2 separate regions of the Homo sapiens genome follow, and region 1 is linked to region 2. A link is a contact called in ENCODE Hi-C or POLR2A ChIA-PET data. All regions are on one chromosome and are shown on one strand. Each heading gives the region's core, a stretch centred on a gene start or an enhancer-like site at or near the end of the contact. The rest is flanking DNA. Distances are from core to core; before and after follow the strand shown. Region 1 has its middle 71 kb from the start of EPAS1. Region 2 overlaps PRKCE (protein kinase C epsilon).

What was found. Hi-C counts contacts between places; a loop is a spot of excess contacts on that map. ChIA-PET counts read pairs that join two places held with the same protein, here RNA polymerase II (POLR2A). Pooled maps may share reads with other maps.
Region 1: a pooled map shows a loop between it and region 2 (2.9-fold over the local background). The contact joins two enhancer-like sites. A Hi-C loop is called at or near these places in 2 of 50 pooled maps. POLR2A ChIA-PET finds 5 or more read pairs at or near these places in 3 of 52 experiments (WTC11 and activated T-cell).

The regions. Positions count from the first base shown.
Region 1 is chr2:46,223,400-46,229,414 of GRCh38, reverse strand. No RefSeq gene overlaps it. Among named protein-coding and RNA genes, the nearest start is that of EPAS1, 71 kb to the left of the region's middle. RefSeq lists an enhancer at 1-515. Within about 2 kb of position 4,519, at least 16 of the 41 ENCODE cell types and tissues checked have a DNase peak (open chromatin) inside an H3K27ac peak, as active enhancers do.
Region 2 is chr2:46,113,607-46,120,382 of GRCh38, reverse strand. All of the region lies in intron 11 of PRKCE (protein kinase C epsilon), which reads right to left. Among named protein-coding and RNA genes, the nearest start is that of EPAS1, 180 kb to the left of the region's middle. RefSeq lists an enhancer at 2,246-3,445. Within about 2 kb of position 1,379, at least 3 of the 41 ENCODE cell types and tissues checked have a DNase peak (open chromatin) inside an H3K27ac peak, as active enhancers do.

The DNA.
Region 1 (6,015 bases), core at 3,270-5,769, 110 kb before region 2:
CTCCAGCCAGGGAAGGCTGCGCACCCGGGCCCAGTGAACTTGAACCAATTGTTTCACAAGATGAGATCTGACAAGCACCAGGGAGACAGCCCTACCCCAAAATATCTTTCCCACTGCCTGTCAGGACTTTGGCCTCCATTGCAAGGTAACAACCTCAGTCAGGGTAGGAGTCAGGAAGCCCAGCGGGGAGTCCCCAGCAGAGCTTTCCATGCCCGGATTCCCCATCTTAAGTGGGGATAACATTCCTTTCCTGCTCATTTCCCAGGGCGGTTATGAGAACCAGTTTGTCAATGGATATGCAAGATCATGGCTTGAGTTTGAATCCTGGCTCTGGTATAACTGGCTGGGTGGTGATTCTCGTCCTATGTTCTGCCACCTATAATAAGAAAAAAACAAGGTTGTTGTGATAATGAAGAAAAGTAATGTTTGTAATGATCTGGTACCAGCTGGTGGCCATAGAAATTACTTAGGTATTGGCCAGGCATGGTGGCTAACACTTGTAATCCCAGCACTTTGGGAGGCCTAGGCAGGAGGATCACTTGAGCCCAGGAGTTTGAGACCAGCCTGGGAAACATGATGAGACCCTGTCTCTATTAAAAAAAAAAAAAAAAGCCAGGTGTGGTGGCACACCTGTAGTTCCGCCTATTCTGGAGGCTGAGGTGCAAGGATTGCCTGAGCCCGGGAGGTCAAGGCTGCAGTGAGCTGTGATCATAGCACTGCACTCTAACTTGAGTAAAAGAGTGAGGTTCAAAAAAAATTACTTAGGTACTTTCCCTAAAAGTAAATCTATTTAGCTAAAATTATTGGTATTTCTGTGTATAGAGAACCATCTCACCCTCTGGACCCAAATGCATCTATTCTGGAGGGAAGCACACACCTAACCTGTCATTAACATCTTTTTCAAACATTTTCCAATAGGATAGGTAGCTGAGAGCAAGTTTCTGATGGTCTGCTATCTCACAGCAGAGGTAAGACTTGATAAAGAAAGAGGGGTGAGAAATTGCTCCACAGTTGGGGCACTGCCTGGGTTCCACCCAGCAATCAATCAATTCTCTGCCTGGTAAATTCTCACATGTTCTTGAAGACTCGATCCAGGTGTCACTTGTCAGTGATGCCTTCTCTAGTCAGACATTTTGACTCCTGTGAGTCCCACCAGTCTTTGTCTATAACCATTATATTGTATTTCTCACGTTTTACTGTAATTGCCTCTCCTATCAAACTGTGAGTTCTTTGAGAACGGGGACTGCATCATATTCAATTCTGCCTCACCAGTCCCTGCTTGGTCCAGAAAGGCACTCAAGGTCTACTGAATAAATACCCAGGCGTGTCTCTCTGCTGGGAGGACCAGAAATATTTAACCTGTGAGAGGATACTTCTAGCTATCAAAATAAAAGTTCTTTCATGTGCATGCTTTCACAGATTACAAATTTATATACCTGTTGCCTCATTTGCTTTTCACAGTAGTCCCACAGGGTAGATAGGAAAGGCGCTGTATCCCATACGACAGCTAAGAAGAACTAAGAGAGGCCGAAGGGTTTGCTCAAGGTCACCCACCTACTGAGTAGCCGAGCCAGGACTGGCACCCAGGTGTCTTGAATTCTAGTCCAAGACAAATCTGCTGAAGGCTTGCTGGGTCAGGAAAGTACAGGTCAGTGGGGAATATTATTTTCTAGGTTTTTTCTTTGAGCCAAAGAATTATATAACTTTTAAAGAAAGCTTGTTCTGAAAAAAAAGTCCAATAGGCAAAACATACAAAACATATGACAGCAGACTGTTACATTATTTTGTAAGTTCAAATTTATTACATTTAATCATGATTAAGTTGATCAATGAGAACAGCAAAACTGTTGTAAATCACACAGAAAAATGTAAAGTTCGATGTGCATGACCTCTGCAGCCAAGTGAGCTTTATTATCCAATGCATTTTTATTTGGAATCATAATCATTGTTTAGTTTTACAGCTTGCATTAGGAACAGTAGCTAAGAACTTTCTATTGACCATCCAGTAGGTGCCAGATCATTACAAATGACTTGTCTTCATTTGTCACACATGCAGACTCATAACTATAAATACTATTAACATTTTTTTTTCTGAATTAAGATATCTTGTCCCCTTTTCAACATGAGCACGTGCAGAACAGCCACTCTTAATGATGCACCTAGTAATCTGTGGGAAGAACGTATCATTTGTTTAGCAAGTTCTGTACTGAGAGACGTTTGTATTATTTTCCACTGAGTATCTTCAAACATACTGCATACTTCCATGAGTTTATCTGTAGTATAAAACCCCAGAAGAGGGGTTACTCAAAGAGCAGGTGAATTATACATTTTCATAGATATTCCAAATTAGCCTTCAGTGAAGTCTTTCCCAATTCACACTCTCATATACTGTGTATGAGGCTGCCATTCTGTCCTCACCATTACCAATGACGAGTACATTATTTTTTTATTTGATGCCAATATGTTACAAAATATCATATCACTTTAATTGGCATTTCTTTTATTATGAATGAGATGGAGTATTTTTTCATGTGACTACGGATGATTATATACCTATTTTCTGTGATGTCTATTTATATCCCTTGCGTATTTTTCTCTTTGAATATTAAGGGGGTTTCCACACCGACTACTCCTCCGGTTACCAATGGGTTCCACACTGACTACTCCTCTGGTTACCAATGATCTACATCTTGTCACCTTTAATGAACCATTCTCTGTTCTTATCTTCTTGATTATTCATCAGTGTTCAAAACAACTGACTACTCCCTGCTTTTCCGTTATTTTTCTCAAGTTTAATTGTTTTTGGTTTATTTTGATGAAAATTTATACAAACATAGTTGAAAGAATAGGCCAGTTTTATGAGGTTTATTAAGAAAATTAGCACAAATTTTGCCATACCCTTCATTAATTCCTGCTCCCCAGAGGCAACCAATTTCAGCAACTATAGTTGATTCATTTGGTATTTAATTCCACATCTCTAAATAACATGCTTATATTGCTATTTATTGATTTTTCAGTTCAAGATAGTACCTATTGATTTCCCACTATGGAAAATGAAGATTTAGCTGTCTTTTAATCCCTGGTCTGCACCACCACATACATGCATACTTTTCATTCCTCTGCCCTCTCAGTATAATTATATTATGATTTTTCACTAGATCAGTATTCTGTGTTCACATTTTTATGACTTTGTAAATGCCAGTTGCAGCAGAGATATATAGTAAACTTTGGTTGTGTTACCTTTCCTGCACAGTTTATTGTTTTGTCTGGAATTAATGCTTATTTTTCCATTGCCTTCCTTTTTGAAGAATTTATCACTAAGTTCACTATCTGAAGTAGTTCAACTTTAAACTCTTCCCCACTTGTGTAAATCTCTCAGTGTGTTTAAACACATTAGGTGTTCTATCAATTTAACCTTGAAACAATCTCCTGAATCTTCTGCCCTTTTAAAGTCCGTTCTGTTTGCCCTCTGCACTTGGCACATAGCTGTTGTCTTGGGAAATCCTTTCTTCATCATTCTGGGGATTTCCTTCTCCTCTTCCTTGTATTGAATCCCTTGTTTCCTGAATCCTCTGTTTTCCCAAGGTTTCTGAGAAAGGGTGTGTGGGAGATAATTTTTTTAACTTGCATATCTTAAAGTGTCTTTATTCTACACTAAAACTTAATTGATAGTTTGACTTGGGTATTAAATTATAGGTTTAAAGTAATTTTTCCCAGAATTTTAAATATATTGCTTTAGGATATGTCTTCATTTATTCTATTTGACATTATATATTATGTCTTACAATGTTGCCTTTGAGGAGTATGTAGCTATTTTTTTCTTTATTTCTTTTTAGACATGGGTTCTTTCTGTGTTGCCCAGGCTGGCCTCAAACTCTTAGCCTCAAGTGATCCTCTGCTTCAACCTCCCAAATAGTTGGGACTACATGGGCACACCACTGCATCCACTCCTATGAAGCCATTTTGATTCTAAACATTTGGTATGTGACATCCTTTTTTTCCTTCCTAGAATCTTGTGAAATTTTCTCTTGACTTTCAGTGTTCTGAAATTTCATGCTGTTGTTCGTTGGAGTAGAGTCTATTTTAATCCACCGCAGTAGAAACTTCATGCTCTTCTCATATAGGAAATTTTCTTCTATTATTTCTTTGATTATTTTTGCCCCTTTACAATGATCCTGGCCTCCTGCTATGCATGCTGTTGTGTACTCCCTTTCAACATTAAAAGGGAGGACCTGTGTGACCAGTAGGATATTGTGAAAGTGACAATGGATGACATCAATGGGTAGTCATAAAAGACCTTTCACCTTTTTTCTTGGTCTCTTGGATTACTCTCTCTGGGAAAAGCTAGCTGTCATGTCATGAAGATACTCAAGTGACCCTGTGGAGAGATTCACATAGTGAGAAATTGAGAAAGAACATAAACCTGCTAGTCACATGAGTGTGCTGCCTTGGAGCAAATTCTCCAGCTACAGCCAGTCTTAAGAAGACTGCAGCCCTGGCCAACATCCAGCTGAACCTCATGAGAAACCTTGAGGCAGACCATTCAGCTGAGTCACTCTTGAACTCGTGGCCACAGGAACTGAAAGAGATATAAATGTTTACAATTTTTTAAGCCACTAAGTTTTGAGGTAATTTGTCACCCCAAATAGATCATTAATATATACTCTTTTTCTGTAACCTCTAATTATTGGGTGTTAGATCTCCTGAACTAGATCTCTGATTTTCTAATTGTTTTACTCCTATTTATTATCTCAATGTCTCTTCATTCAATTTTTCTGGAGGTTTCCTCATCTTTATCTTTAAATCCTTCTATTTAAGATCATGATGAAGTAGTCAGCATCAGAATAACCTGCTTGCTACACACACACACACACACACACACACACACACACACACACAGAAAAAACACTAAAATATTAAGAAAAGGTAACAACCAATTTTTTTTTTTTTACTGAAAACATGCATGTCTTTAATTAAAGCAGAGGAATATCACTTTCTTCTGAAAAGCACTGTTCTTTTTTTTAAATTAGACTTTAAGTTCTAGGGTACATGTGCACAACGTGCAGGTTTGTTACATATGTATACATGTGCCATGTTGGTGTGCTGCACCCATTAACTCACCATTTACATTAGGTATATCTCCTATCCCTCCCCCCTCCCCCCACCCCACGACAGGCCCTGGTGTGAGATGTTCCCCATCCTGTGTCCAAGTGTTGTCATTGTTCAATTCCCACCTATGAGTGAGAACATGCGGTGTTTGGTTTTCTGTCCTTGCGATAGTTTGCTGAGAATGATGGTTTCCAGCTTCATCCATGTCCCTACAAAGGACATTAACTCATCCTTTTTTATGGCTGCATAGTATTCCATGGTGTATATGTGCCACATTTTCTTAATCCAGTCTATCACTGATGGACATTTGGGTTGGTTCCAAGTCTTTGCTATTGTGAATAGTGCCGCAATAAACGTGTGCATGTGTCTTTTTTTTTTATGTCTGTCACATCCAGTTTTATTCAACAAGCATTTACAAAACATCTTCAATGTATCAGGCACTACTAGATGCTAGGCATACATAGATGAACAAAACATATCTTGCCTTTAAAACCTCCTCTTGGAGCTCACAGTTTGGTAAGGGAGATAGACTAATTACAGTAGAACATGGAAGGGCAATAATACTATATTATCAGTGTTGTATAGGGTATAAGGTGGTTTCAAAGAGGAAGTGGTTAACTCAGTGAAGGTTTTGAGGAACAGTCAAGTTTTGTGGGTTTTTTTTTAATTAAACATTTTGTTTTAAGATAATTGTAGAATCACATGCATTGCAAGAAGTAATACAGAGAGATTCCATATACCGTTTGCATAGTTTCCCCAGTGGTAACATTTTACAAACATATAGTACAATATCACAACCAGAATATTGACATTCATACGGTCAAGATACAGAACACTTCCATCGCCACAACGATCCCTCCTGTTGCCTTTTTTGCACAGTATTCCCCCAACCCTATCCACACCTTC
Region 2 (6,776 bases), core at 130-2,629:
ACCAGTATCCTTGGCCTCTACCCACTAGATGCCAGCAGCACTCTCCTGGCCCCCATCCCCAAGTTTCAGCAACCAAAAATGTCTCTAGACATTGCCAAATCTTCCCTGGAGGTAAAATAACCACTAGTGGTTGAGAACCATTATGCTAGAGGAACATCAAGAACCACTTTTCACTGGGGAGGTGAAGAGACTATGGTTGATGAGTGTCTGAACATGAGGTCAGTGCGTTTCCTCTTAGCAATGCTACTGCTTAAAAACCAAATTCTATTTTTTATCTGAGCTTCATGTTGGGGAGAAGAGTTTTCTAAGTCCCAGAATGACAGCATCTTTTGAAAACTTATGAACAAAGGAGCCCCAGGGCTTAACAGACAAAGCATAGCATCTCCAAAAGGTGCCCAAGGAGCCTCCCAGCTACAAACTCCCAGGGTACCCGCCAACTAAAAGCCAGGAGAATCCAACAAATTCCAAGGTGACATTTTAAAAGACACATTATCATTACAGACTTCAACAGTTCTATCTAAATTCTAGCAACGGGAGTTGAGAATCCTGAAGCCAAAATTAAGATATAAGTAGTGATACTAACACACTGGGTGGAGTGTTCCTCACAAGCTCCATTTTAGTGAGAATCTACGTACTGTCTCTCTGCTGCCGGAACAATGCGTGTTTCTCAATCACTAGTTGAAAGAGTCTCTTTGCAAATATTTCTTCACTTGCTAAGCAGAGATGGTTTCTGGGAGATAAATTGCTGGAAACAATGTTCCTCTCCTAGCACTAATGCAAACCATACTGCAAAATGAGGCACTACACTAAAAACTCAATTTATCCTGTTCAGCCTAGAAAGATTAGAAATTAGGGGAATTCGGAAAACACAAGCCCTTAGGGCCAATAAACCATATTTAGAACCATTTGTATGTATTTTATACTCAGGAATTTTATTTATGATAAGAATTTGAATGTCTCCCCCCACCCACTTTATTTATAAAGATTAAGTGACATCATTTAGCTAGAGTAAAGAATGCCCTAAAAAGAACTAATAGCCCAAGTTGTTTCCAAAGTTTAGGAAAGGGAAAAAAAAACACCCTAATAACCCCCCCTTTTTTTTTCTCTTTCACAAAAATAACAGAAGGAAAGCTGCTACTGTAATCAGCAGTGATTGCAGGCATTTCCTGTATTTTTATATCAAGCTGGTTGTTTTTTTTCCATTACATACCCAGTGAACTTCAGTTAGGTCAAGACTAGAGAAAAACAGGACCAATTATGCCTCCAACCCCACAAATCTGCCTACTTAGCTCTGCTAATTTTATCGTGTTGACTCCATGGTTCCAAGGAGCCAGAGATAGGAAAACTTCCATGGGCCATTTGCTCTCTTCCTCCTGGAGCCGAGTTCGTGCACTTCCCCCTCTACTTCTAACCCATTTAGTCTCCAGCATCCTAAGATGGAACTTTTGCTCCATCTGTTGCAGGCTGAGATTCAGTCAGGTTGTTCGAATGAGACTCTTGGGTGAAGTCTCTGCTTTCTTGGAGGCTCCCAGACTCCCTGGGGCCATTGCTCTGGGTTTGCTATCGGACAGGTCAACGCCCAAACTGCCAGATTCCACAGCGACTCCCATCCATCTCTAGGGATCTTCATTCTTATGCTTTATCTTCAAGAAGGGTAAGAAAGTCTTTTTCCTTAGGTCTCATCCTCCATCTCTTTGGCTGTAACTTAAGTCCATTTCTTCATGCTCTGTATTCTGTGGTTACAACAGCATGGGGAGCCTCCTTATTGAAGCCAGTTGTTAGGCAGTGATTATCATATAATAGTCTCATCTCCATTTTTCTCTTTTGTTAGTCCAAGGCTTTCCATGAAGAGTATATTGTGTCTGCATTTTTTGGATAATATTTAACACCTTGCTTCTGATACCAGATCACACTGATTTTTGCAGCCAATGCAGTGTTTTCACAGCCACCAGTAGCTATTTTCTTTTTCAAACCTTTGGAAAAGCTGTGAAAACCTCCTTTACCAATTTGAGATCATTGTAGAACAGTGACAAGCTCTTTGGCCAACTTTGGGTAGTTTCTTTCTCCACCGTGTCCCACAGCTACCCAAGTGCCAACTCTTCTGAGTGTAGAATTTCAGGTAGGTTTCCTCCTGGTGATGGTTCCCATGCTCAAGTTAAACAATGATGTCGTCATTCTAAACAACCTCAAAGGAGTCTCTCCAGTTGATAATTCCACGAAACTGTCCTCTAAGCTTTTCCTCTAGAGTTGCCTGGTTCTGACCATTTATTCTTCAATTATCCATGCTATTGGTCAACATTTTTTCTTATTGTTCACATTAATCCCCTTGTTTTATGTAATTCAGCATCATGATTTCATGGACTATTAGAGCTAGGGTAGATCTTAGAGGTGAACAAATGCCATTTTGAAGTGTTTTACAGGATTGAGGATTAGAAATGTTTTTCTAGTCTTGGAGTTACCTCAGATGACCCCACTCTTTAAATACAGGTGTACTTTCAAGTCAAAACCTGACATCCTTAGCAACAACCCTGCAACTAGTTGACAAAGATTCAGTGATTACCTACTATGTACCTGGCTCCACATTATGGCAATGTAAGGGATCAGTAATAATAATAAGCAATTACTAAGCCCTTCCTATGTGTTTTCCCAAGTATCACCTCATTTAATATTCACAGTAATCCCGTGAGGTAGATACTATTACTATCCCAGCTTTTAAGTGAGAAAATTGAGGATCAGAAGGTAAAAAGAACTGGCTTAGGACCCACATGTGAAGGGAGGATCCCATCCCAGGAGTGTCTGACTCAAAGGTGAGTAATCACCCAGCTTGGCTGAACTTCTGGCTCCCCAGAAGGTACCATGGGGAGCCCGGAAATCTCTGCCCATGTGATTTCTGGACCTCATGTAGAATTAATTTCAGAATCCATCATTTCAAAGCCAACTCAGAAAAATCAGGTTTTTCCTTTACAGGCTTACATTATTTTGGATACAAAATGATTTTCAGAAATCAGATCTACTCCCAAAGCAGGATTATTAGCCACAAAAGAGACTATGTAGTCAAATAAAAACCTAGAGAGGCATGTAGATGTATTCAATGTAAAAGCAGTATTTTTGCCCTGAGAATGAAGTCTCCCAAAAGGACAGTTAAAGGAGAGGACAATACTCATTTGAATGTGTAAACTCTGGTATGTTGGTTTAAAAAAGTCAGTCTATTTCCTTATGGCAAAGGACAGAAACTCCCACCCCTCTGGTGCCCTCACTTGCTTTTGGGAAGAGCTCAGTGGCAGATTCTCCAGTACTTTTGATAGTCAATTGTTCTCTTCACTTTCCTTGAAACATCAGATTTGATTCTGAGCTATTAAAACTAAAATCCTCTGTGTCATGTTCCTTCTTCTGTGAAATTTGACCAATAATTTTCTTGACTGCTGGCTTCCCTTCAAACAATAGCAAGAGAAACCACCCTGCAATTCTTTAGATTCTCCAAGTGAAATGCCTGCTCTCCGGTTTTTTTTCCCCTCCCAGACCTAACCGCTGCAGTACACTCTCAGTGCTACTCTTTCTCCTTTCCCTCATTTCAGTATAGGATGCTTTTACTCCTCCTATTTCTCTAGCCAGACCTTCAAGGGGCTTTTTTTTTCTCCGAACAGGCATCCTTCTCAGGAACAGCACCATGTGTGATGACTGAATTAGCGTCTCTGGCCAGCCACAGAGGAGGGTGGGGACAGATGTATAAACCATGAACTTGGCTAACAAGCAAATGAAGGCTACACAGACCAAATCCCATCAATCCAAGGACCCACTTGATTTCAGTTAAGGGCGGACAGTAGAGGTGGGGAGCACATACTCACGGTAACCCAGCCTTCTGATTTCCTCATTGATTCAAAGTGTCAACAGTGACCTCAGCAGTTTCTCCAATCTCCTTTCACATTTTTCTTAATCATCTAATTATTTGAAACTAGGATGAAAGCAACCAGGTCACAGTTACCAAATTGCTTATTACTGGTCACAGGGATGTTTACTTTAGAATCCTGTATATTGCAGTGTCAAGGCAGCTCATGCCCATCTGTGCACACTGTTTCCTGGGAAGTTCTAGAAAGCAACTCTCACGTGACATTCTCCAACATAGAGGAGTGTGGTCATCTCTCTGAAGTTGGCTTCCCTTGGACACAGCCCTAAGCTGGGTACCTTGGAGGATCCAAGAGAAGGTGAGGTCATGGTCTCTGATCTCCAAGGGCTAGCTAGCAATTTGGTTGGGGAGACAAGACTAATAAAAACGAAACATTTCGAGACTAAGCAAGCATTACATCTGTACCCACACTCCAAAATCCCATAAGCCACTGGGAAAATGATCATTCACCTTATGGAGAAACCTCACCCCAATCCTCCTGCCCTGTAACATTATAAAGCAAGTCCTTTCCTCTGTAACTTTAGGCCCTTGGTTGACACAGGCATCTAAAAGTAAGGAAATTTGTATGTCTTATATCAAAAAGAAAATCAAAGATGAAGAGTCATATACAAAGAGAAAACAGAAGGCAAAGGGTGGGGTCACTCTCTCTCAGCCGAGTTCCCCGGGGTACCTGGTACCCTCTGTGATGGGGTGCTAATTACAAACGGGGAAAGCAGCCTGTGTCTGGTTCCAAGCTGGCTTAATTATACCTCTGAATCTTGCTTCCATCTAAAACACTGATTTATAATTTAGACAAATACACAAAAAGAACTTGGGAGCTTTGATGCAAGCACTGATGCCCATAGAGATCTTTTCAAAATCTGGCCTGCTGCATGCAGCAATGGCCAGATACCATGTTGTATATACACAGCATGAGATTAGATGATAAAGGCTTCCCCACTGGAGAATGCTGAGGAGCTTGAAGAGAAATGGGGCTTCTGGGTTCCTTACACCCCTCTCAGCTTATTTTTCCAGCCATGTGTTTGGTGGCTCAAATCTCTGAGCAAGATAGACTAAATGAAAATTTTTCACTGTGAATTTGGGTTTTATGAGATGTGCTTCTCTTTGTACAAAAAAATGTTAGGTTTTTAGACTCCTGCCAATAGCAAAATCACTCCCCCTGCTTCACAGGGACCTGGCAGGATGGACAGCAATGCCTGAGAATGTCTGTCCTATGGAAATGCAGAAGACCAGATGGCAAGAGGCCAAGGTGACAGGCTGAGCTTAGCACCTCTGTTCTTTGCACAGTTGATACTTGTGAAATACTACTTCCCTGCCACCTTAATCCAAAGAGAAGCTGCCAGTGCCTAGAACTGACGGTTGCGCTACACTGTGATCAAGCAGGAACATCAGATGGAACAATTCTATAGCAGCCTGATTCATGTGGAGGGCCACTCAGGAGAGGTTGGACACCTTCATGGGACTGTCCTGGTATGTCCTCACCAGCCCAGGTCAATGGCACAAGAGTTCCTGGGACCTTCTAGAATACATAATCATAAGAAAGATCCCTAAACATATATTATAAAGGTCTCAAATATTTTTCTCTAAATCTTGCCTTTTTCTTGGCTTAAGTAATCCAGACAATTGCTCTATTCAACCACACACACACCTATTTTAAACTCACATCAGTATATTAGAATTCTCACTAAATCATAAGGCACAGTGAACGGGCTTTCTTGAGGGAAAGGGTTTTAGATTCTCTTAAAAGCCTTGGACTCTGGGGCTGGGCACGGTGGCTCATGCCTGTAATCTCAGCACTTTAGGAGGCTGAGGCGGGCGGATTACGAGGTCAGGAGATCGAGACCATCCTGGCTAACATGGTGAAACTCCATCTCTACTAAAAAAACACAAAAAATTAGCCAGGCGTGGTGGCGGGTGCCTGTAGTCCCAGCTACTCAGGAGGCTGACGCGGGAGAATGGCGTGAACCTGGGAGGTGGAGCTTGCAGTGAGCTGACATTGTGCCACTGCACTCCAGGCTGGGCGACAGAGCAAGACTCTGTCTCAAAAAAAAAAAAAAAAAAAAAAAAAAAAGCCTTGGACTCTGGGAGGGCAATATTATTTCTAGCCCTTTTGGTCAGGCAATGCCCAATCTCTGGGAAGACTGTAATCTTAACTCAGAAAAATCATCCACAAAGCCCCCCTGATCGCTGGACACTAAGACAGGCACAGAAATGTCCTCTCATGGCAGGCTGAGGTCTGCACAGGTTTATACCCCCGAAGTTTATACAGAACCCTCGAGTTCTGTGCCTCTCGACATACCCACCACTGCTGTGAAGCAGAGCCAAGAACCGCAGGGTTCTTCTGTGGATATGCTTCTCCCTGCTCATTCGGGTCCAAAGGCCCAGCCTGGTAGATGTTCAGACATTAAAAATGTGTCTGGGGAGTGAAGAGAGAGGCAGTGTTTCCTTCCCGTTAAACCCAAACTGCAGAGTCAGATAACAAAAATATAAGAGGAAAATAATGAAACAAAGGAAGATGAATAACTAGCAGTATCTTGAATAGTCTTGAAGAGAAAACTGTAGAGACAAAGCCCAATCATCTATCTGAGGTCCCCACCACAGCCAGGACTGAGACGAATAAGTGGCTGGTCCTCGTTCAGGAGTCACTGCTTTATGATATGATGGGTATGAGAAGGGGTCACATGTCATGCCACCCCTGTTACATTCATCCCTCAGGAATCTCTTTTTGCCTAAAAGCTACCCCTACCCAGGGCTAAGTGGCAGCCCTTACATGAGGCAGGTGAGCATGTAGCACATCCCCCTTCCCACTGCAAGCCAGGGACTGCAAACTCTACCTGCAGAGATCTTTCCCCATAGGTCAAGACATTCTCCC